Regions from separate parts of the Homo sapiens genome. Here region 1 is linked to region 2. Evidence: read pairs that join two places in POLR2A ChIA-PET (ENCODE). Cell type or tissue: Panc1. All regions are shown on one strand. Each heading gives the region's core, and the rest is flanking DNA. Links, peaks and the distances in the headings are about the cores only. Region 1 overlaps ATP2B3 (ATPase plasma membrane Ca2+ transporting 3). Region 2 holds the start of PNCK (pregnancy up-regulated nonubiquitous CaM kinase).

The links. Peaks named below come from ENCODE experiments on the same cell type or tissue, not always from the same donor. Only the 100,000 strongest peaks of a DNase experiment are listed, where the experiment ranks them.
Region 1: POLR2A ChIA-PET joins it to region 2 with 10 read pairs; 4 of 35 experiments call an interaction of 5 or more read pairs at or near these places.

Annotation. Positions count from the first base shown.
Region 1 is chrX:153,555,742-153,566,806 of GRCh38, forward strand. It overlaps ATP2B3 (ATPase plasma membrane Ca2+ transporting 3), which reads left to right. Exons shown (of 22, transcript NM_001001344.3): 14 at 308-487; 15 at 590-677; 16 at 1,176-1,282; 17 at 2,371-2,562; 18 at 3,988-4,201; 19 at 4,935-5,146; 20 at 6,394-6,501; 21 at 9,180-9,362. Among named protein-coding and RNA genes, the nearest start is that of CCNQ, 38 kb to the right of the region's middle. RefSeq lists enhancers at 4,648-5,432, 9,815-10,427. In Panc1, for the core only: no CTCF peak of the experiment used is centred there; no DNase peak of the experiment used is centred there.
Region 2 is chrX:153,670,800-153,681,864 of GRCh38, forward strand. It overlaps PNCK (pregnancy up-regulated nonubiquitous CaM kinase), which reads right to left and starts at 3,014. Exons shown (of 12, transcript NM_001366977.1): 1 at 2,981-3,014; 2 at 2,210-2,279; 3 at 1,767-1,898; 4 at 1,327-1,401; 5 at 1,081-1,219; 6 at 750-873; 7 at 486-561; 8 at 279-391; 9 at 119-197; 10 at 1-32. The coding sequence starts at 2,277. RefSeq lists a silencer at 1-223. In Panc1, for the core only: no CTCF peak of the experiment used is centred there; no DNase peak of the experiment used is centred there.

The DNA of each region.
Region 1 (11,065 bases), core at 1,430-9,429, 110 kb before region 2:
ACTTGGTGCAAAGGTGATGCACATTCAGCAGAAACTTTACTTCGAGTCCCATGCTTTTCCCTTTCAGTGCAGGATTCAATGAGTTACATGAGATAATCAGCACTGTATTCCACAATAGGCTTTGTGTTCAATGCTTTTGCCCAACTGTAGGCTAACACAAGTGTTCTGAGCACGTGAATCGGATGGCTTTACTCTCACCTCTGCTGGACCTTGGGCCACCTGCAGATCTGATGGAGGAAGGGGTACTGCCTCAACCCAAAATACGTCTTGCCTCGATGGCCCCGCCCACCTCTCTTGTCTCTTCTAGGTCCCTGAAGCTATCCGAAAATGCCAGCGTGCTGGCATCACAGTCCGCATGGTGACTGGGGACAACATCAACACGGCCCGGGCCATCGCAGCCAAATGCGGCATCATCCAGCCCGGGGAGGACTTCCTGTGCCTAGAAGGGAAGGAGTTCAACCGGCGGATCCGCAATGAGAAAGGCGAGGTAGCACCCGGCTGTCTGCCACCCCAGACCCCCCTTCTCCTCACCCCAGCCCCCTGCGTGCCCGCCTTAGCTCTGCAGCGTCCTTGTGCTTCCCCTCCCCAGATAGAACAGGAGCGGCTGGACAAGGTGTGGCCCAAGCTGAGGGTGCTGGCCCGGTCGTCTCCCACCGACAAGCACACACTGGTCAAAGGTAGCCGAGCCCCCACACCCCTTTCCTGGGGTGGCCAGCCCGAGGTTGTCTGCTTCCTGACACCAAAAGCCAGGTTCCCAAACAGGTCCCCAGGGCCTGCCTAGGAAGCTGGGTCCATTTGTCCCATTAGCCCAGAGCAGCAGGGCAGGGGCCCATGAGGGAACCAGGGTTCGGGGAGGGCTAGTGACTCACTCCAAGTCACACAGTGAGTCTCTAGAAGCAGTGGGTCTAGAGCCAGGGACCCAGGATTGTGTCCCCAGGCCCTAACCAGATCCCTATCCTCCCACCCTGGCCCTGTCACTCAGTGAGATTTGCTTACTTATTTGGGGATAGGAGATGATCCAGGTGACGGGGAGCACAGATAATTGGGACAGTCAGGACGGGGTAATCCCAAAGGGTTTTCACAGCCAACCTACCCCCATAGCTCCCTGGGCAGGGCTACACAGGGTTGTGGTGACAGATGGCCCCAGCCCTGCCCTGCCCTGATCTGTCTTCCAGGGATTATCGACAGCACCACTGGTGAGCAGCGGCAGGTGGTGGCTGTGACAGGGGATGGCACCAACGATGGGCCGGCCCTCAAGAAGGCGGACGTGGGCTTCGCCATGGTAAGCCACCTGGTGCCCGCCCAGCTCACCACGGCAGATGGGGCCTGCATCTGTCCCATGGACATTAGCTTTGTACCAGGAAGTGGGAGCCAGTGTCGGGGCAGGTTACAGAGTGCCTGAAGGTTCTTTCTTTCACATCCTGGCCACTTGGGCCTGCGTGGGCTCTGCCAGTCGGGGGACATGTGGTTAAAGGCATCTGCTGTGATGCCCAAGGTGACAGTGGGCCCCAGACATACTGTGGAGAGGAAGGGGAATGGGGGGTGGGGGCTCATCACTGATGGCATTGCCCACCCCCGTCCTCTCTAAATGGACTCTCAGCCCCAGATGAGGTGAGCAGAGTCCCCAGATGTGCTCTTCCTCTGCACTTCCTTCCTGTTGCTCACCCACTGAGCAGGGTAGCCCTGCAGACGCCACCCACATGGCTGGTTGCGGCCCCTCAGTGGCCCCACAGCCACTGAACGCAGCAACCTGGTGAGCCCCTCTCCCTGCCCTACCGAAAAGGAGTGTCACCCAGGGAACCCAGCCCAGTCCTTCCCAGCACCCGTAGCCCAGAAGGGAGCTCCAGCCCAAGCTTCGAGAGGTGGCAGCTCTCACGGGGCCAGGCTTGGGGCAGAGGAGAGGACTGCGCAGCTTGGCACAGCTGCAGCTGCGCCTCCATGGGACAGGGACTCCTCTGCAAGGAGCCGCCCCGCCCAGGGTGTCCCCATGCAGGACTTCCCAGGGCTCCTTAGCCAGCAAGCCTCTCTGGAGTGCTAAGAACAGACCACGCTGCTTGGTGGCCACGTGGTGGCAGCTGGGCTTTATGTGTAAAGCTGTGTTGATGCCATGTCATCAGCACCCTCTGTGTTTATGAGCAAAGCCCCCCCCCCCACCGTGACATGTGACAACTTACTGTTTGTAGTACAAGAATGTGTTGCATTAAAAAAAAGCAACAAAAAACAGTGCTGTTCTTGGCTTTGGGGGGCGGGGTGGGATGTTATTCAGAAGGGGAGAGCAGGGAGCCAGCCCAGGCGGGCCAGGTGATCAAGGGGGGCTGGGGAAGGGGCCCCCACAAACACTCTGTGTGAGTGTGTGTGTCACCCCCCCAGGGCATCGCAGGGACCGACGTGGCCAAGGAGGCCTCCGACATCATCCTGACCGATGACAACTTCACCAGCATCGTCAAGGCAGTCATGTGGGGCCGTAACGTCTATGACAGCATCTCCAAGTTCCTGCAGTTTCAACTGACGGTCAATGTGGTGGCTGTGATCGTGGCCTTCACAGGTGCCTGCATTACTCAGGTGGGTACTGGGGGCTGCCATGCCCCAGCTAGGACACCTGGGCTCAGGCCTGAGGGCCAGATTGTGAGAGTGAGGGTTTTGTTTTCTTTGCTGCAGATTATTTTAATTGAGATCAAATTCATATGCCAAAAATTCACCATTTTCAAGTACATAATTCAGCACTCGAATTTGTAGGACATTCACCACGTTGTGCAACCATTGGCTCTATCTAGTTCCAGAAGATTGTCATCATCTTAAAAAGAAACCCTGTGCTCTTGAGCAGTCATTTCCCCATTTCTCCCCCAAACATCCCAGCCCCCGGCAACCACTCACAGGCTTCCTGGGTCTATGGATTTGCCTGTTCCGGACATTTCATTCCTATGGGATCAAATAATATGTGGCCTCTTGTGTCTGGCATCTCGCTTAGCACCGTGTTTTCAGGCTCACACACACCGTAGCATAGGGCAGGACTTTCTGCCTTTTCATGGCCTCATAACACTCCACGGCACAGACTGCCACATTATGTATGTCTGCCCTGATGGACACATGGCTCGTTCCCACTTTTTGGCTCTTGTGAATGGTGCTGCCAGGAGCATCTGTGTATGAGTTTCTGCGTGGGCTATGCGTCCCATGGGAACCCTTTCTCAACAGTCCCATTTTCCCCATTGGTGAGTGTCCAGATTTTCTTCACCCCGCCTTAGAAAGGGGGTGTTTAAATTGCCTGCTGATCAACTTGGTCTTTTCAAAACAATTTTTTAAATTGAGATAAAAAATCACATAACAAACTTCAACAGAACCATTTTAACCTTTTGAAAGTACATAACTCCGAGGTTTATATCCCTCCACTGTCTATTCCCAGAACATTCTCATCACCCCAAAAGGACACCCAGACCCCGTGAGCAGTCACTCTCTACTCCCCAAACCCCAGCCCCTGGCACCCACTCATCTGCTTTCTCTCTCTATGGATTTGTCAGTTCTGGAAGTTTCCTATGAATGGAATCAGACAGTACGTGGCCTTGTGTGTCTGGCTTCTGTGAGGCTGATTTTTAACGAACAACTCAGAGGAGCTGAGAAGGAAGGTCCAGTTCAGAGTTTCTGCCTCCTCCTGCCCCTGAGGTGCAGGAGACAAGGAGAGCAGCCCTCACTCTGTTGCCCCAAATGGCAGACCCCATCGTCGGGCTGTTTTGTGGTCTGGGGTTTTTCACCTCCTGCGAGGGATTTGGAGCACACCTGCTGCCAGGTGAGAGAAGGGAGGCGGGCACGTGACAGCCCAAAGAAAACGCCCCACTAGCGTAAAGGCGATGTAGGGATGGAGATGTCTGTTTTCATGGGCATGAAATCCTGGTGATGTGGACCCCATGAGGAGCCCCCAGGAGCTACTGGGTTTCCACCCCCAACCTTCCCGGGCAGGCGGCCCATGGAAAGGTGACTGCCTCCTCTCCATAGGACTCTCCTCTCAAAGCCGTGCAGATGTTGTGGGTGAACTTGATCATGGACACATTTGCCTCTCTGGCCCTGGCGACGGAGCCACCCACAGAGTCGCTGCTGCTGCGGAAGCCGTACGGCCGCGACAAGCCCCTCATCTCCCGCACCATGATGAAGAACATTCTGGGCCACGCCGTGTACCAGCTCGCCATCATCTTCACCCTGCTGTTTGTCGGTAGGCTGGCCAGGGGCACCCGGGAGGACTTCAGGACACTGTTGCCACCACCTCGGGCTCAGATTCTGTCTGGTGTGTCTCCACCTGTGTCTCCGCACCCAGTACGGGGTGGGACGCTGCACTTCCTGACTGGACAGCACACAGGGGAAGGAGCAGATGGGCCAGGCTAGCAACCCTGCAGCCAGGCCTGCTGGTGGCCTACAGCTCTTTCGCAAGCCTCTCCTCCCAGGCCGCTGAGCAGCTGAGAAACAGTTCATGTCTTGACATCCTGCCCACGGCTGTGTAGCTGTGTAGAGTAGGCAGCTTCTACCCAGCCCCAGAGTGGCCACGGTAACCCTAGGAACAGAACAGCCCACATTTACCCTGTGAAGATTGCTCCTGTGGAGTGACTGGGGTGCCGTGCTGGAAGCTGTGAGGTGGGTGGGGGGTGACCGCAAGAGAGAGGAAGAGGAGGAGGGCGTCCGAGGAAAGCCAGCCTTAAGAACTTCCCTTCTTAATCTCTTCCTTCCTGCCCTCAGGCTCAGGGTCTGGCCCCTGGCCCAGAGGGGTCTCAGGACTCTGGTTGGTTGAGCCTGGGGTGGGTGTGGCTGCCTTGGGCCTTGGCCGTGAGCTGGAAGTGGCCATCCCCTGGGACAAGGGACCCATCTCGGGAGCTACACACCGAAGTCTCGCTCCTGAGTAATGCGTCATGCGCTGAGATGACTGTGCCTGAGTGGGGAATGTTGCTTTCCAGGGGAGCTCTTCTTCGACATCGACAGCGGGAGGAATGCGCCCCTGCACTCGCCACCCTCAGAGCACTACACCATCATCTTCAACACGTTCGTCATGATGCAGCTCTTTAACGAGATCAACGCCCGCAAGATCCACGGCGAGAGGAACGTGTTCGACGGCATCTTCAGCAACCCCATCTTCTGCACCATCGTTTTGGGCACTTTCGGGATTCAGGTAGGAGGGGCGGCTCCACTCTTGGCCTCTGCCACTTGCAAAAAGTGGAGGTGGTGGGCTTCAAGACCCCTCGTCCACCCCTAGTACTGGCCTCCCCACCTCCACTCCCAGAAGGAGCCCCACCCCACCTGGCTTTCCTGTAGCCCCCGTCCTCTCTGCATGTCGGAGAGGGCCTTCTTCATCTTCCAAACATTGCCGGCCTTGCCCTGGGTGAGCGCGCTGGCTTCCAGAAGGGTTTCGTGAGCCCTCATCGGAACGAAGTTTTCTCACAGATGCTGGAAGGAGTCCTCCCTGGCTCCCTCTAGGTCTGCCATTCCCATTTCTAGCACTTAATTCCTTGGCATGAGGCTGCCATAACTCCAGAAGTTTCTTTTGGAGATGACCTCTGTGCCCAGTGCTGACACACTAACCTCTGCTTCCCACAGTGCTGTGGACAGGCTGGTCAGCCCCACTGTCTAGGAGGGGCTAAGTGTTCTAAAATATAGTGTATTTGTAGAAAAATTGAGGTATAGTAAGGCCAAAAGGTCAAGAGACAGTTGCCACTGAAAGACAGTTTATGACTCAGAGACCCCAAGAGGAGGACACATGCCACACCATAGGGGCCCACATGGGAGAGCGCCAGGCAGGAGGTGGGGTGTGAGAGCTGTGGACAAGAGCCTTTGCTGTGGTTCCCTCGGGGAGGAGCAGGTGAGGCAGGGCTGGTAGGCTCAGGACTGGCTAGGTTGCGTCATTGCAGCGGTTCCAGGGCATACGGGTGCTCCCTGGCTGTCTGGTACCTGGTCCTGGGTAATGAGTGCAAGGGGATAGTGGCCCGGAATGTGACAGTCCAACAGAGGACGGGGTCAGTTTGCATTTGGACAGCTTGCCCCTGCAAATTGGATGCCTCCCGAGGAGGCAGGAGGCCAAGACAAGGTGACCTCGGCAGGTTCTAGGGTCCTCCAGAATGAGGCATGTCCAGCGTGCCCGCAGGGTGGGTGTCACAGCCTCCGTCTTGCTGAAAATAGGAGCATGGTCAGTGGAGCTGGGCCCCACTCCGAGGCTGGAGTCAGTAGGTGCCTGGCACCCAGGGGCGCTGGGGGCCATGCACTGCTCTGTCATCACGCCCCCGGCCTTGTGGTCCTCTCGCAAGGAGCAGCCCGTGCAACTGGGGGAACCAACCAGGGTGGCTGGGTCTTCAAGGGGTTGGAGGACAAGGGTGGCTCAGGAGCCGCGGCTGGACCTGCCTCTCTCCCACTTGCCCTTCGCAGATTGTCATCGTCCAGTTTGGCGGGAAGCCCTTCAGCTGCTCCCCACTATCCACAGAACAGTGGCTCTGGTGCCTGTTTGTTGGTGTTGGGGAGCTGGTCTGGGGACAGGTGAGTGACAGCCCTGCCCCTCATTTCAGACTGCCCTGCAGACAGCTTCTGTGATGGGCCCACTTGCCCTAACCCTGCTTCAGAGCCTTGGGGTCCTCACCCTAGGAAGCACACTGAGGGCTCAGGCCTGTGACACACCAGGACCCAGGGACAGGACGCAAGGGAAGGTGTCAGCAAAAGAATGCAAAGGAACATGGCTGGGATGTGACAGGGCCCAGGAAAACTGCCCGCAGCTCCCCTTTCTATGATAAGAGCCAAAAATTGCCCCTTCCAATTGGGTGGGTAGCTTGGGAAATCCCCACATATTTTAAATCAATCAAACAGCACCCTGATCAATAATCCATGGGGCGAAAAGAAAGTCTCCAGAGAAATTAGGAAATATTTTGACCTGATGGAAAGGACAGAGAGTCCCACATCGAGCTCTGTGGGCTGCAGCTGAAGCCGCACACTGGCAGGTTTCTAGGACCCCACAATTAGATCAGGAAGAAACAGCCTGGGTATTTAGGATCCGCTTATCTCTGTCTTCATCAGCTCCGACTGCCATAGCAAAATACCATAGACTGGGAGGCTTAGACAACAGACACTTACTTTCTCGAAGTCCCGGAGGCTGGATATCCAAGGCCAGGGAGCCAGCGGGGCCAGTTCCTGGTGAGGGCTCCTTCCTGGCTTGCAGACAGCCGCCTCCTCACTCTGTGCTCACATGGTGGACAGAGGGAGCAAGGTCTCTGGTGTTTCCTCTCCTAGGAGCATTAATCCAGTAGGATCAGGGCCCCACCTTGGTGACCTCATTTAACCTTGATCACTTCCTTACTCCAAATCCAGCCACACTGGGCACTAGGACTTCAACACATGAACTGGAGAGCACAGTTCAGTCCATAGCATTCTGGCTTTTCCTTTTTTTTTTTTTTTTTTTTTTTGAGACAGGGTCTTGTTCTGTTGCCCAATGTGGAGTGCAGTGGTACAATCACAGCTCACTGTAGCCTCGAACTCCCAGGCTCAAGTGATCCTCCTATCTCAGCCTCCCAAGCAGCTGGGACCACAGGCACATGCCACCACACCAGGCTAAGTTTTGTATTTTTTGTAGAGATGTGTTGTGCCATGTTGCCCAGGCTGGTCTTGAACTCCTGAACTCAAGTGATCTGCCTGCCTCAGCCTCCCAAAGTGCTGGGATTACAGGCGGGAGCCACCATGCTCGGCCTGGCTTTTGTTTCTTGATCTCTGTGCCGGCCACAGGGGCTGCTGCAGCTGCTGCAGATGCCAGCCTTCTTGCTGGCCCCAGCATTAGTGTCCTCGGGGACAGCCCACCCAGTTCCTGTTTCATTTTCAGAATTCTCCTTTCCCTCTGCTACTGCACCTCACCTCCGAATCACACTTGAACCTGGTTGCTCCATGGAGTCCCTTCACTTCCCGAAACCTGGACTCTAACCACAGCCCAGAGGGGTGCCAGGCCCTCTTCTTGCTCTTCAAGCTCCCAGGCCACTGGCCTTCTGGTCCCCCCAGGAATGTGGCACCAGCCTGTAGCTCGGCCTCTCAGGGCTACTGGGTTGTCCTTTTCATTTTTAACCTTGTTCAGTTACAAAGATAAAACATGTTCAAGAGAAAAACGAAAAGAAGGGAATCTCTGTGAACCAGTCCTCAAGTCCCCTCCTGGCCATGTTCGACAAATACACTGGCATAGACACACAAGACAGACGAGACGTCTTGCTCTAGAACTCCAGATGCCCATCATCCCTTTCTGTGGCTTCCCCTGCGTCCTTCTAGACTGTTCCCCCCACTTCCCAGTGGCCTACAATATGCGAAGCCATGCCCTCTCTTTACTCCTGCCAGGCTCCTTATCCAGTCACCCTTTCCAGCTGTCACCCTCCTTGTCACCTCCCACCCTCTCTAGCCCCCAATGCACAGGTCTTCTCTAGGCTGGTGTTCCTCCAGGAGATGCCCTCTCCAGGAGAGACTAGGCCAGAGCTCCAGCTGTCCTCTCCCAGGGGAGTTGCGCAAACAGCGCCTGTGTCTCCCAGCAACGGTGTGGAGCGACATGCAGGGAGTATTGTCAACCAGGGCAGCTCACCCAGGCCCCGGTGTCCAGGGCTTTTCTTGCGGTGGTTCACAGAGCCATGCTGTGGTCACGTGGCTGGCCTCCATCTCCAGCCCTCTGGAGGTCCAGCTGTTAGTGTAGCCTACGGGGCACGGTCCCCAGCCCCCTGCCCCACTGAGCCATGCTGCTCTCAAGCAGGATGTTCCAGGGGCTTAGCGATCCCTCCCAGGAGCCCTTGCTGCACCGCGTTCCACTCGGGCCACTCCCTGGGCCCTTTGGCTGAATGGAGCTCCATGGAGGATCCGCTTATCTCTGTCTTCATCAGCTCTGACTGCCATAGCAAAATACCATAGACTGGGAGGCTTAGACAACAGACACTTACTTTCTCGAAGTCCCGGAGGCTGGCCCAGAGCTCCACGTACTCCTGAAAATGCATCTCAGCCCCCCGGGGGAACACTACGCCAGTTCTCCAAGGGCTGCCAGTTCCCGGGGGGACTGCTCTAGCTTTACTCCCTTTGCTTAGTCACAAAAACAAATGACATCCTTTGGAAGAAGGAGGCCGGCGTCTCCCTCTGGAGAGGGACCTTACACCAGGCAGATGCTGCTCAGCCTGGCTCTCACGGCCACTTCCGTGTGGCTCCCCCAGGTCATTGCCACCATCCCCACCAGCCAGCTCAAGTGCCTGAAGGAAGCCGGGCACGGGCCCGGGAAGGACGAGATGACCGACGAGGAGCTGGCCGAAGGCGAGGAAGAGATCGACCATGCCGAGCGGGAGCTCCGCAGGGGCCAGATCCTCTGGTTCCGGGGCCTGAACCGGATTCAGACGCAGGTAAGCCCCGACTCGCTCTCGCCCTGGCACTTCCACCCCAAGAGGGTAGAGGCAAGCTGGCCAGCAGCAGCCGAGAGCCGGCCGTCTGCACCCGACACCCACAGGGAAACCCTTTGGTCTTGCTGCCAAGGTCACAAAAGCAGCTGCCAGTGTCCCCTTTGCCATTCCGGGCTGTGCCCGCTGATGGCTGTGGCACTGAGATCGCCTCTCCCTGACAGCTCCTTCAGAGCCCAGGCATCCCCTGTAGCTAAAGGTGTGTGTGGGTGACTAATGGCTCTCTCAGAGGCACAGGCCAGCACCGTCCTCATCACTGCTGGGGCTCCCTTCACTTGGTGGGAACGGCCCCAGGTCATAGGCAAGTGACAGTATCGGGAAGAGAGGCCCATTTCAAACAGCCACCAGCGAGCTCAAGGTTCACTGGTTGACACTGTAAATGCGATGGGGAGACTTCATTTGGGAAGTGGACTCTGGCCACCGAGTTGGTCCTTTCTGGTCATCCAAATCACCAAGGGTTAGGGCCGGCCAAGACCAAGGGCGTCAGCTGTGTTCCTCTCTGAAGTCAGATGGCCACCACTGCCACCAGTATCAGGCGCTTGCCAGAGCTACCATGCTCCCTTGTTCCCATCTCCTCCCGGCCAACAGTTTTGCCAGAATGCTCCAGACTCGCTGTGTCTCCACACCCCTCCCTGGAACTCTCTTGTGATCCCACTACAGCCTGGCCTCTGCCCACCACTCCCCAGAAACGGCGCTCGCCTAGGCCTGCGAGGCTCCCTTCCGGCTCGTGGGGTCGGGCTGTCCCTGCATCGTTCCTGCCTGCTGTGGGCACTGCCTGGAGACTTGCTGTCCTCACCCGCCTGGCACCCCCACCTCCTGCTCAGCCCTCGCCCCACCCTGCTGTGGCCCTTGAGTGCTGAAAATCCTGGCCGGGGAGGAAGAAAGGGCCCATGGGGACCCCACCTGCGGCCTGGCCCCTCTCCCACCGCAGCCCCTGCAGCCTCTCCTTCATGGCCTGCCCCTCCCCCAGCAGCCTCCAGAGGGCCACCCAGCATGCTTCACACTCCACCTCCTTCTGCAAGGCCTGGGCCACCATCTCTCAGGTCACAGCCATCACTCCCTGCCCCTCCAGGCCCTGTCCAGGATCCCCAGTTGCAATGCCCCTGACATGGAGCGACTGACCCTCCTCCCTGAGGTCCTGCCAGAGTAAGGACACCACTGCACACTTGGCTGCGGAGCCAGGGCCCGCCTGAGCCACCAGCCCCAGCTCAAGCGGGAATAGGCGGGGCCTGAGGCCACACCCCTTCCCAGGGTCAGTCACACATCACCAAGGGCCTGTCCCAAAGAATCATCCATGCAACTTGCACAAAGCTGTTCTTGGTGCCCTGGGTCCTGTGTTCCCTCCCAGTGGTCTCAAGGGCCGAGTCTCAAGGGACCCAGCCTCAGGGCAACCCCACTCCCTGGGCCTCAGCCTCCTTTGCTTGCCTTGGCTCAGCTCAGCCCCTCCAACACCACCCTCTGCAGTGGGACTGGTGGAGCCTCTCTCCATTGTCCTAAGGATGAAGTCTACGCTCCTGACCATGGCCTTCAAGCCCCTGCCTCTTGGTGTCACCCCAACCTTCCTGCACACCTGCACCCCTGCACCCCCGGCTGCCTTTCCAATCATGCCCTCTGCCCGCCTGTGCCACTGCACCTCCCCAACTCCCGCT
Region 2 (11,065 bases), core at 1,005-9,004:
TGTCCCTGTCGAAGGCTGTGTCCCCAGAGATCCTGGGGAAAGGCTGAAGGTCAGGGGGGGTCTCTCTGCAAATGCAGGCCCCCTGGCCCTGGGGCAGCTCAGCAGGGCTCCCACTCACCAAAGGTGCCGCAAGGCCTGTTGGCAGGTGAACCTCTTCTGGGGGTCTCGCTCCAGAAGGTGCCGGATGAAGTCTTTGGCTGGAACAGGGAGGCTGGGTCAGCCTGTCAGGTCCCCACTCCCTTGCATCACCTCCAAGCACGGGCCAGCCTCAAGCTCACCTGATTCTGAGATGTCATCCCAGAAAGGAGAGTCAAACTCATAGCTGGCCCTCAGGATCTGGCTGAAGAGCTCAGGGTCGCTCTCGTCGTAGAAGGGGGGGTACCCACACAGCCTGGCACCCACAGATGAATCATCCAGCTGTCCCACCCTCCCCAACCCAGCAGGGGCAGGCAGGCAGGAGACAAGCCTTCCCAGCGGTCACTCACAGGATGTAGGAGATGACGCCCAGGGCCCACACATCTACGGCCTTCCCGTAGGGTTTCTGCTCCAAGAGCTCTGGGGCTGGGGGCCAGAGACAGACAGACGCACGCACAGGCACACACGCAGCCATGCCGCTCAGTGTCACTGGCTCGGCCTACTCAAGCCCAGGAATGGCCCACACAAAGGCAACGGGCACAACAGCCTTCCCGGCTGTCTAGGGTCCCCCAGGCCACCCCACTCCCAGCAAGCCTCAGGGTGTCGTCCCTCACCCACATATCCAGGGGTCCCACAGGCGGTGCCTAGCATGTTCCCAGCCTGGATTTTGGAGAGTCCAAAGTCAGAGACCATGATCTTCGAGTCCTCAAAGGGCGTGGCATACAGGAGGTTTTCGGGCTGTGACACACGGACACCGGGAAAAGGGCCAGTCAGTCCTGACGCGGTGCCGGTGCTGGGACAGGATGGGGACTAGGCACTCTCAGGTTCCCCAGAGCCTTGGTGGAGCAGGAGATCAAGAAAGGCCCCAGCCGTGCTCCCGGGAAAACAAAGGCAGGGCCAGGTGGGCAGGTGGGAGGGTGGGGTGCAGAGGCCCCAGCCAGGCACCTTGAGGTCCCGGTGCACGATCCCCAGGCTGTGCAGGTAGGAGACGGCGCCAAGGACCTGACCCACCAGATGGCTGGCATCCTTCTCTGTGTAGGAGCCGCGCTCCATGATGCGGTCAAACAGCTCGCCACCCGTCACCCTGGGGGTGCCAGGGGTTTGGCTGACCCAGGCACTCAGCCTGGCCTTCAGCCCCACTCACTGCTCAGTCCCTCCCCGGCTCCCACAGCCTGCCCAGGCCCTCCTCACAGTTCCATGGCCAGGTAGAGGTGGGAAGGGCTCTCGTGGACATCCTCCAGAGCGACGATGTTGGGGTGACTGATCCTGCAATGGCAAGGAAGCGCCTGTGGGCCAACAGAGTCAAGGGGTGCTCTGTCCTGAGGCCCTGGGGAAAGCCTCCTCCCTCTTCTCTTCCTCCCACCTCTGCTCCCCATTCCCTACCACATGCCACCCCTGCCCGGTCCAGGAAGGCAGAGCTCCAGCCTGAGCCCCGGCCTTCCTTCTAAAGCCCATTTGAAAAGCACAGATCAATATCAACTCACTCCCTTTGCCACAGGGATGTGCAGGCCCAGAGAGAGCACTGCCCCAGGCCTCCCAAAGGTTGGTGGCCAGGCCTGGACTAGAGCCAAGGACTGCTTGCACCCCCCCATCGACCTATGCCCCGTCCCAGGGCCCCGCGAGGTGCGCACCTACGGAGCACTGCGATCTCGTTCTCCACCAGGGCCTCCTTGCCCCGGAGGGCCTTCTTGGGGATGCACTTGAGGGCCACGAGGTGTGCGGAGCCCCGCTCCTGGGCCAGCACCACCTCGGAGAAGGCACCCCTGCCGCAGACGGGGCGGTGGGAGGTGGGAAGGAAGTGGGAAGAGAGGAGAGGCAGGAGGGAGAGAGAGTGGAGCGGGGAGGGCCCCCTGTGAAGGAGATGGGGAGGCCCTACCTGGCCCTGTGCCACCCCCCACCACCACTCACACATGCCATCTCACAGACTCACTCACATTCACACACCCCTACATATTCACACACACACACATCATCTCACACCCACTCGCGTAGTCACACACACATGCCATCTCACACAGGTACACACACACACACACACACACACACACGATCACACACGCGCGCGCACACTCACGAGCCGAGCCTCTCGCGGATCTCGTAGACGCTGCTGATGTCCTCCGTGTGTTTCTTCAGCAGCAGCATGTCTGCAGGGGCAGGGGAGAGGTGATGGGGGTCTCTCCCCGCCCCGCCGGGGGCAAGGGCAGCTTCCTCCTCCACCCCCTGCCAGGCAGGCCTCAGCCATTGCCGCTGCGCGCTCGACCCTCCCCTCCCCCGTCCAGGTCCACACCCCCAGACGGACGCCTCCCAGCGAGGCCACCGCATACACGCCTCCACATCCCAGGCCTACAGCTGCTATCCCACGCACCCTCCCCCGCACCCCGAAGGCGACCAGCGCCTGGATGCTGCCTCTCTGCCTCCACACATCCGGCCGCTTTCCAGAAGGCTCCATGCTCACCCACGCCGTCCCTCCCCCATCCACACATCTACAGCGCCCAAGCCCCCACCCCCGCCTAGACCCGCCACCCATGGCACAGCGCCCACAGGCACCCGCTGCCCAAGCCACCAAGCCGCCCGGGATGCACCTGCGACCCCCGCGCGCAGCCACCTGCCAAGACCGCGGCCACCCACGCGGCCGCAGACGCAGCCCAGCCCTCGGCGCCGCGGAGCAGGGGGACCTGGCAGCCTGGGCCGCCCGCGTCCCGAGCTGCGTGGACCGAGCGCGTGCGGGCAGGGGGCGCGCCAGGCGTGACAGGTGTGCTGCGGACGCGCAAGGCTGCGGCGGCCGCGGGCCGGATCCGGTGCGCCCCCGCCCCGCGCGTCCCCGCGCCCCGGAGCAGGTGCAGACCTGGAGCGGGTGCCGCAGCGTCGTGCCGCGCAGTGGCCGCAGCGCCAAGCCCCCCGCCCGCGCCCCGCCGGCCCCGCCCCCTCCGCGCACGCCCCCGCCAGCCGCCCAAGCACGCAGTGGCCCAGCGCGGCCGCGGCGCCGCAGGGCACCTTGTAAGGCAATCGCCGGGATCCGGCTCGGGTGCCGGCCGCCACCGCCCAGCCCACTGCTCGCTCGCGCCGCCTCCCGGAGCTGCGGCCCGGCTGGGCCGGCCCCAGGGCCTTTGCACCACCGGTGGCTGTCTCCCGGAGAGCTCTTCGGCCACAGGTCGGCAAGGCTCTCTGCCTTCCAGTCTCTGCCTTCACCGCCTCTCCGAGGACAGGCTGACCCGGCCACTTGCCCGAAAGCAGCCTCCATGCCTAGCTCCAGGACCCTGCAACCCTGCACCACAGCTCTGCCACCCTGGGCTCCCGGCACTCACTGGGCTCCCTCTGGCTCCACCATTAATCCCTCACCCTCGCTTTCTTCTCTACCCAGCAGCCAGAGCATTCCTTTTATTGAGATCATGTCACCCTCCTGCAGCTCTCTATGTCAATCCAAGTCAAAGCATGAGTCCTTAGGGGGCGGCCTAACGACTGCCCTGGCCCCTCCTCCTCCACCTCTTCCCCGGCCACACTGGCCTCCTGACGGCCCTAGCCTTTGCTCCCCTGCCTGGAATGTTCTTCGATCAGATATCTGCCTGGCTTGGCTCCTCGTTCCATCAGATCTCGGCTCAAATGTCCCCTCCTCAAACCGGCCTCCCCCGCCCTGCCCCTGCCAATTCTCTCCGCATAACCCTGCCCTGTCTTTAGAACGTCCAACCGCAAAAATCACCTTCTTCGCCTGGTCTTCCTCACCAAAGCGTCCGCTCCCAGAGAGTGTATCTCCGCGAACCCAACCAAGACGAGCCCAGGAAATAAGTGCGGGTGACCGAATTCAATCCTGCATCCAACAGTTACTGGACCCCCCTCGCTGCTCGCCATCCAGTCCCATGAGGTTGTGGCCAGCATCACAAGGGTTCCGTCAAGTGACCGTGGGCCCTGGCATGACACGACGTCTTCAAGAGAGTCCACGGGGCAGGAAGAGTTTTTAAAAAATCATTTTTCCAGACCTCAACTCCCATATATACTCTGTGTAAAAACTGGGAAATCTGAGAAGGCCCCTAGCAGCTCTTGCCCCCTGGCCTTTCCCAGTCACCCCTCCCAGGACACTGCAGAAGGCTCCAGGGACCCCAGCACTCAGAAACTCCAGTCCCACCTGCTCCTCTATGTGAAAATGGTTTCCTGGGACCGACATCTAAAACAGAAAAAAATAGGAATGGAACTGATGGTGAGCCCCTTCTCATGACAGCAGGAAGTGCAATTTGTTTACAGATACCTACAGATAGTTCCCCAGAATGTCTAATACGCCAATGGTGCTTTGCCCAAGCAGAGTTCTACAACATGGTCCTGGGTTATAAAAAGAAATAGAAATACACATATTTCTGTGCCCCAGAAAAGTAATAAAAAACTGCCCGCGTGGAAAGAGATGGCACAAAGAGACCTATCTGAGGGGCAGCAGATGGAAACTGGAGGCCAGAAGGAAAGCACCCACCTCCAAAGTGGGCCTGGGAAAGACGAGCCAGCGGGCAGGTATTGGTCCACGAGGTGACTCAGGTGGCCCTGGCCTCATGTAAAAGCTGATGGCACAGTTTTTGTTTGAATCATTGTATCATGGGGTTTTTTTTGGTTTGTTATTGTTGTTGTTGTTTGAGACAGGGTCTCACTGTCGCCCAGGCTGGAGTGCAGTAGTGCCATCTCAGCTCACTGCAGCCTCTGCCTCCTGGGTTCAAGCAATTCTCCCGCCTCAGCCTCGAGTAGCTGGGACTACAGGTGCATGCCACCACACCAAGCTAATTTTTGTATTTTTAGTAGAGGCAGGGTTTTACCATGTTGGCCAGGCTGGTCTCGAACTCCTGACCTCAGGTGATCTGCCTGCCTCAGCATCCCAAAGTGCTGGGATTACAGGCGTGAGCCACCGCACCAGGCCTATATTGTGTGTTTACAAGAGAAATTACACCCTCCGGCCTGGCAAGGTGGCTTATGCCTGTAATCCCAGCACTTCAGGAGGCTGAGGCTGGAGGATCACTTGAGCCCAGGAGTTCCAGCCTAGCCTGGGCAACATAGCTTTTCTTTTCTTTTTTTTCTTTTCTTTTTTTTTTTTTTTTTTTGAGATGGAGTGTAGAAAGTAAAAAGTTCCTCTTCAAAGTTTCCCTTCTTATTAAAAAATAAATCATAAGTTTAGAAATAATAGTTTCTTTTAAAGACTAACTTCCTTCAAGCCTCCTTGCTTTGTGCTAATAACTCTTTGTTAAGCCCTATCCTATGTAGCTGTTAAACATGCTTACAGGCACGTAGTACATTCTATGTCCTTGTACTTTAACCAAGATATCTGTGCTGGACGTGCTCACAGGCATGTCCCAGCTCGCAGCCTATCTCCCTTTCCTATTGGGGAATATTATTACTTTTCTAAGCCGTTTCGTAAGCAACTTCCTCTTTTCCTTTATCCTTCCATTACTTTTATCTATTTTCAAAAGTTTTAAACTACTAGCCAATCGGGTTTTAGGTTAGATTGTGAGGTCTGGCTGCAGCCAATGGAAACAGGACACAGTAGCAAGGACAAACGGCATAAGGAATAAAAATTGCTTCCCTCCTTTGTTTGGTGTACTCATGTGGCAAAACTGCTGGCGAGTGTACCCTTTCCGCAGAAAGTTAAAAAATGGCCTTGCTAAGGAGATTAAACTTATGCCGGGTGTGGTGGCTCATGCCTGTAATCCTAGCAGTTTGGGAGGCCAAGGTGGGCAAATCACCTGAGGTCAGGAGTTCGACACCAGCCTGGCCAACATGGTGAAACCCCGTCTCTACTAAAAATGTAAAAATTAGCCGGGCATGGTGGCTCACGCCTGTAATCCCAACTACTTGGGAGTCTGAGGCAGGAGAATAGCTTGAACCTGGGAGGTGGAGGTTGCAGTGAGCCAAGATCGTGCCATTGCACCCCAGCCTGGGGCACAAGAGTGAGACTTCATCTCAAAAAAAAAAAAAAAGAAAGAAAGAAAGAAAAAGAAAATTAAATTTATGTTCAAGTGCTATTTCTTTGTGCCACCGGGGAACAAACATTTCTAACATGGAGTCTCAGTCTTGTCACCCAGGCTGGCAGGCAATTGTGTGATCTCCGCTCACTACGACCTCCGCCTCCTGGGCTCAAGCGATTCTCCCACTTCAGCCTCCCAAGTAGCTGGGACTACAGGCACCCGCCACCACGCTGGGCTAATTTTTGTATTTTTGGGTAGAGACAGTTTCACCATGTTGGCAGGCTGATCTCGAACTCCTGACCTCAGATGATCCACCCTCCTCGGCCTCCCAAAGTGCTGGGATTACAGGCGTGAGCCACCGCGCCCAGCCACCTGTGTCCTTTTGATGTCCGTTCATCACTGCATGTGTGTGTGCATGCCCGTGTAGGTGTGGGCGTGTCTGTCTCTGTGAGCCCTTCCTTACTTTCTGGCTCTGTGCTCATCCCTTATATTTCCTGAACCGGTCCTAGAAGCAGCCGTTTTCTCTAAGGAGCCATTTTTGAGAGAATGGTGTTGGAGACGAAGATCTGGGCGCTAGGTGTGCCCATTGTTCCTGGAGTATTGCTGCTTCTAGGCCCTCTCCACTGACAGCAAGAACTTATAGTGTGTGTGTGTATATACATATATATACATAGTGTGTATATATATATAGTGTGTATATATAGTGTGTATATATAGTGTATATATATATATAGTGTGTATATATATAGTGTATATATATAGTGTGTATATATATAGTGTATATATATAGTGTGTATATATATATAGTGTGTATATATAGTGTATATATAGTGTGTGTATATATATAGTGCATATATATAGTGTATATATAGTGTGTATATATAGTGTGTATATATAGTGTGTATATATATAGTGTGTATATAGTGTGTGTATATATAGTGTGTATGTATATATATAGTGTATATAGTGTATATATAGTCTGTATATAGTGTGTATATATACACTAACCCATGTACATATAGATAGATATGTAGTATATATAGTGTATATATATACACTAACCCATGTACATATAGATAGATAGATATACAAGCCCATATAATACCCATTTAATATATATACCAACCCATGTTATGTTACTAACATAACATCTATAAACAGATACACACGCGCATCAGTATCTATATTAAACTCAACAGGAGTGCACACTGATGTCTCCAACTCTAATCCATCACCACCTGGGTCATTCTAGCTGCCTGCCCTTGCTTGTCTATAACCTCCCACTCTAAAAGTGAGAAACCCAGGCCAGGCACGGTGGCTCATGCCTGTAACCCCAGCACTTTGGGAGGCTGAGGCAGATGGATCATCTGAGATCTGGAGTTCAAGACAAGCGTGGCCAACATGGTGAAACCCCAAATCTACCAGAAATATGAAAAATTAGCCAGGCATGGTGGTGCATGCCTGTGGTCCCACCTACTCGGGAGGCTGAGTTAGGAGGATCTCTTGAGCCTAGGAGGTCAAGGCTACAGTGAGCCATGATTGTGCCACTGCACTCCAGCCTGGGCCACACAGCAAGATCCTGTCTCTAAAAATAAAATTAAAAATTAAAATTAAAGTGAGAAACCTGGCTCCCACCGTCTTCCATCCATTGCCGTAGTTCTTGAATTCCGGTATAAAGGTGGAGAGGTTGCAGAATCATTCACCTCTACCCTGGTGGGGGGTGATCTTATCAATTAGAGTGCGGCGCTTATGTGTTCTTCCTTTTGCTCTTAGTCTGACAGATGCCTATTTTAAGTTCCCTCTGTCTGCTGTAAAGTTCTATGGGTTTTGACATATTCAGAGTGTCACGTGTCCACCATTACAGCATCATACAGAACAGTTTCCCTGTGCTACAGAATCCCTGTGCTGCGCCTACCAAGCACGATCCCCTCTCTCAGACCCCTGGCAACCATGGATCCGTTTTCTGTCTTTTTTTTTTTTTTTTTAATCTATTTTGCTTTTTCCGGAATGTCAGGTAAATGGAGTCATAGAGTAGGTAGCTTTGTCAGGCTTTTTACTATGCAATATGTATTTAAGATTAACTTATTTCTTTGCATGGGTTCATAGCTTTCCCCTCTTTATCACTGACTAGTATTCCATTGTCCAGATATACCACATTTTATTTGTTCACCTACTGAGGAACATCTTAATTGCTTCCAGTTTTTGCCAATTACGAATAAAGCTGCTAATACTATCGCACTGGTCTTTAAGGAAAAAAAGGCTGCTATAAATATATGTGGGGTGGTTTTTGTGTGGACATAAGTTTTCAAATCATTTGGGTAAATACCAAGGAGTGTGATTGCTGAATTGTATGGTAAGAGTATACTTAGCTTCGGAAGGAACTGCCAACCGCTTTTCAGGGTGGCTGTACCTCGTCACATTCTCACCAGCAATGAGTGGGAGTTCTTGCTGCTCCAGGTCCTCGCCAGCATTAGGAGTTGTCAGTGTTTTGGATTTTGGCTATCTAGTAGGTATGCAGCGGTATCTCCTTGTGGTTTTAATTTGCAATTCCCTAAAGATGTATGCTGTTAAACATCTTCTGATATGCTTATTTGCCATTTGTATTTCTTCTTTGGAGAGGCATCTGTTCAGATCTTTTGCCCATTTTTAAATTGGGTTGTTTTCTTATTGAGTTGGGATTTTTCTTTTCTTTTCTTTTCTTTTTTTTTTTTTTTTTTTTTTTGAGACACAGTCTTATTCTGTTGCCCAGGCTGGAGTGCAGTGGTGCAATCTCAGCTCACTGCAACCTCTGCCTCCTGAGTTCAAGCGATTCTCCTGCCTCAGCCTCCCGAGTAGCTGGGATTACAGGCACCCGTCACCATGCCCAGCTAATTTTTGTATTTTTAGTAGAGGCAGGGTTTCACCATGTTGGCCAGGCTGGTCTCGAACTCCTGACCTCAGGTGATCCACCTGCCTCGGCCTCCCAAAGTGCTGGGATTACAGGCATGAGCCACCGCACCTTGCCAAGACCCCATCTTCTTCAAAAAATTTACAAATTAGCCGGGTGTGGTGGTGTGTACCCATAGTCTCAGTTACTTGGGAGGCTGAGGCAGCAGGATCACTTGAGTCCAGGAGTTGGAGGCTGCAGTGAGCCATGATCATGCCACTGCACTCCACCCTGGCAACCAGAGAGTGATAGCACAACTCAAAAAGAAAAGAGAAAAGAAATTACACCCTTTGCAACTGTGTAAACATCTGCTGAAATCCTGTACGTGTCAACTTTGAAATGTATGTGTGTTGGTTGGGTGGTGGTGATGTGATACGGTTTGGATGTCTGTCCCCTCCAAATCTCATGTTGAACTATAATCCCCAATGTTCAAGGTGGCGTCTAATGGTACGTTTTTGGGTCATGGCGGTGGATCCCTCATGAATGGCGTGGTGCCGTCCTCACAATAATGAGTGAGTTCTTGCTCTGAGTCCATACGAGATCTGGTTGTTTGAAAGAGTCTAGCACCTCCTCCACCCTCACTCTCTTGCTCCCATTCTTGCCATGGATATGCCGGCTCCCTCTTCACCTTCCACCATGAATGGAAGCTTCCTGAGGGTGTCACTAGAAGCAGATGCTGGCACCACACTTCCTGTATAGTCTCCAGAACCATGAGCCAAAATAAGCCACTTTTCTTTATAAATTACCCAGCCTCAGATTTTTTTTTTATAGCAATGCAAGAACGGGCTCACATATGACAGATAAAGAGCTGTAGTCCCAGCTACTTGGGAGGCTGAGGCAGGAGAATCACTTGAACCCGGGAGGTGGAGGTTGCAGTGAGCCAAGATTGTGCCACTGCACTCCAGCCTGGGCAACAGAGTGAGACTCTGTCTCAAAAAAAAACCTAGCCTTCAGGGCTGGGCGCGGTGGCTCATGCCTGTAATCCCAGCACTTTGGGAGGCCGAGGAGGGTGGATCATCTGAGGTCAAGAGTTCGAGATCAGCCTGGCCAACATGGTGAAACTGTCTCTACCAAAAAATACAAAAATTAGCCGGGCGTGGTGGTGGGTGCCTGTAGTCCCAGCTACTTGGGGGGCTGAAGTGGGAGAATTGCTTTAGCCCAGGAGGCGGAGGTTGCAGTGAGCGGAGATCACACAACTGTCCGCCCGCCTGGGCAACAGAGTGAGAACCTGTCTCAAAAAAAAAAAAAAAAAAAAAAGGACAAAGGACACAGGAGCCAACCGAAAGAGAGTCCAATGGTCCAAGATGGAAAATTTGAGCAAGAAAATAAAGAGTTGTGTTAGATTAAAACCAAATATAAGGTACACATCTATGAGTCCATACCGTTATAAATAAATGATTACATAAATAAATGTGGGAGAACAGACAACACTCCTGCACAGAACAAAACATTACTTGTGTAGATACTGCCCCTCCAGGAGGTGGCCCCGCTCCCTAACTGGGCCTCACGGAGCGGCTTCCTTCCCAAGAGCACGGTATGGAAAGGGGGAACAGTCACTTCCCAGTGGAGAGACCCGACAAACAGGACCCCAGCCGGTCGTTCCAGGTCTACATGGCCCCCGATGAGGCGCTTCACCCCCGTGGTCTTCCTCCTGATCACCCCTGAGGCCCACCTGATCATGGGAAACAGCAAAAGTTTCCCAACAGAGGTTGTTTTACAACACACTGCCCAGTCCTCCTCGAAGCTGTTAGGGCCACCAAGAACAAGGAGTCTGAGAAACTGTCACAGCCAAGAGGAGCCTCAGGAGACAGGATGACTAAATGCAACATGTGATCCTGACAGAAAAAGGACATTAGGGAAAAGCCAAGAAAACCTGAATAAACTATGGGCTTTAGATACTAACAGTGTTGATTCATTGTTTGCAATAACTGATGTTGATTCATTAATTGCAATAAATGAGCTGTCCTAACATAAGAGGCTAATAAGGCGGGAGATGGGGGTGGGCTGTATGGGAATTCTTGGTACCCTCTTTACAGTTTTTCTGTACATCTAAAACTAGTCTAGAAGGTGA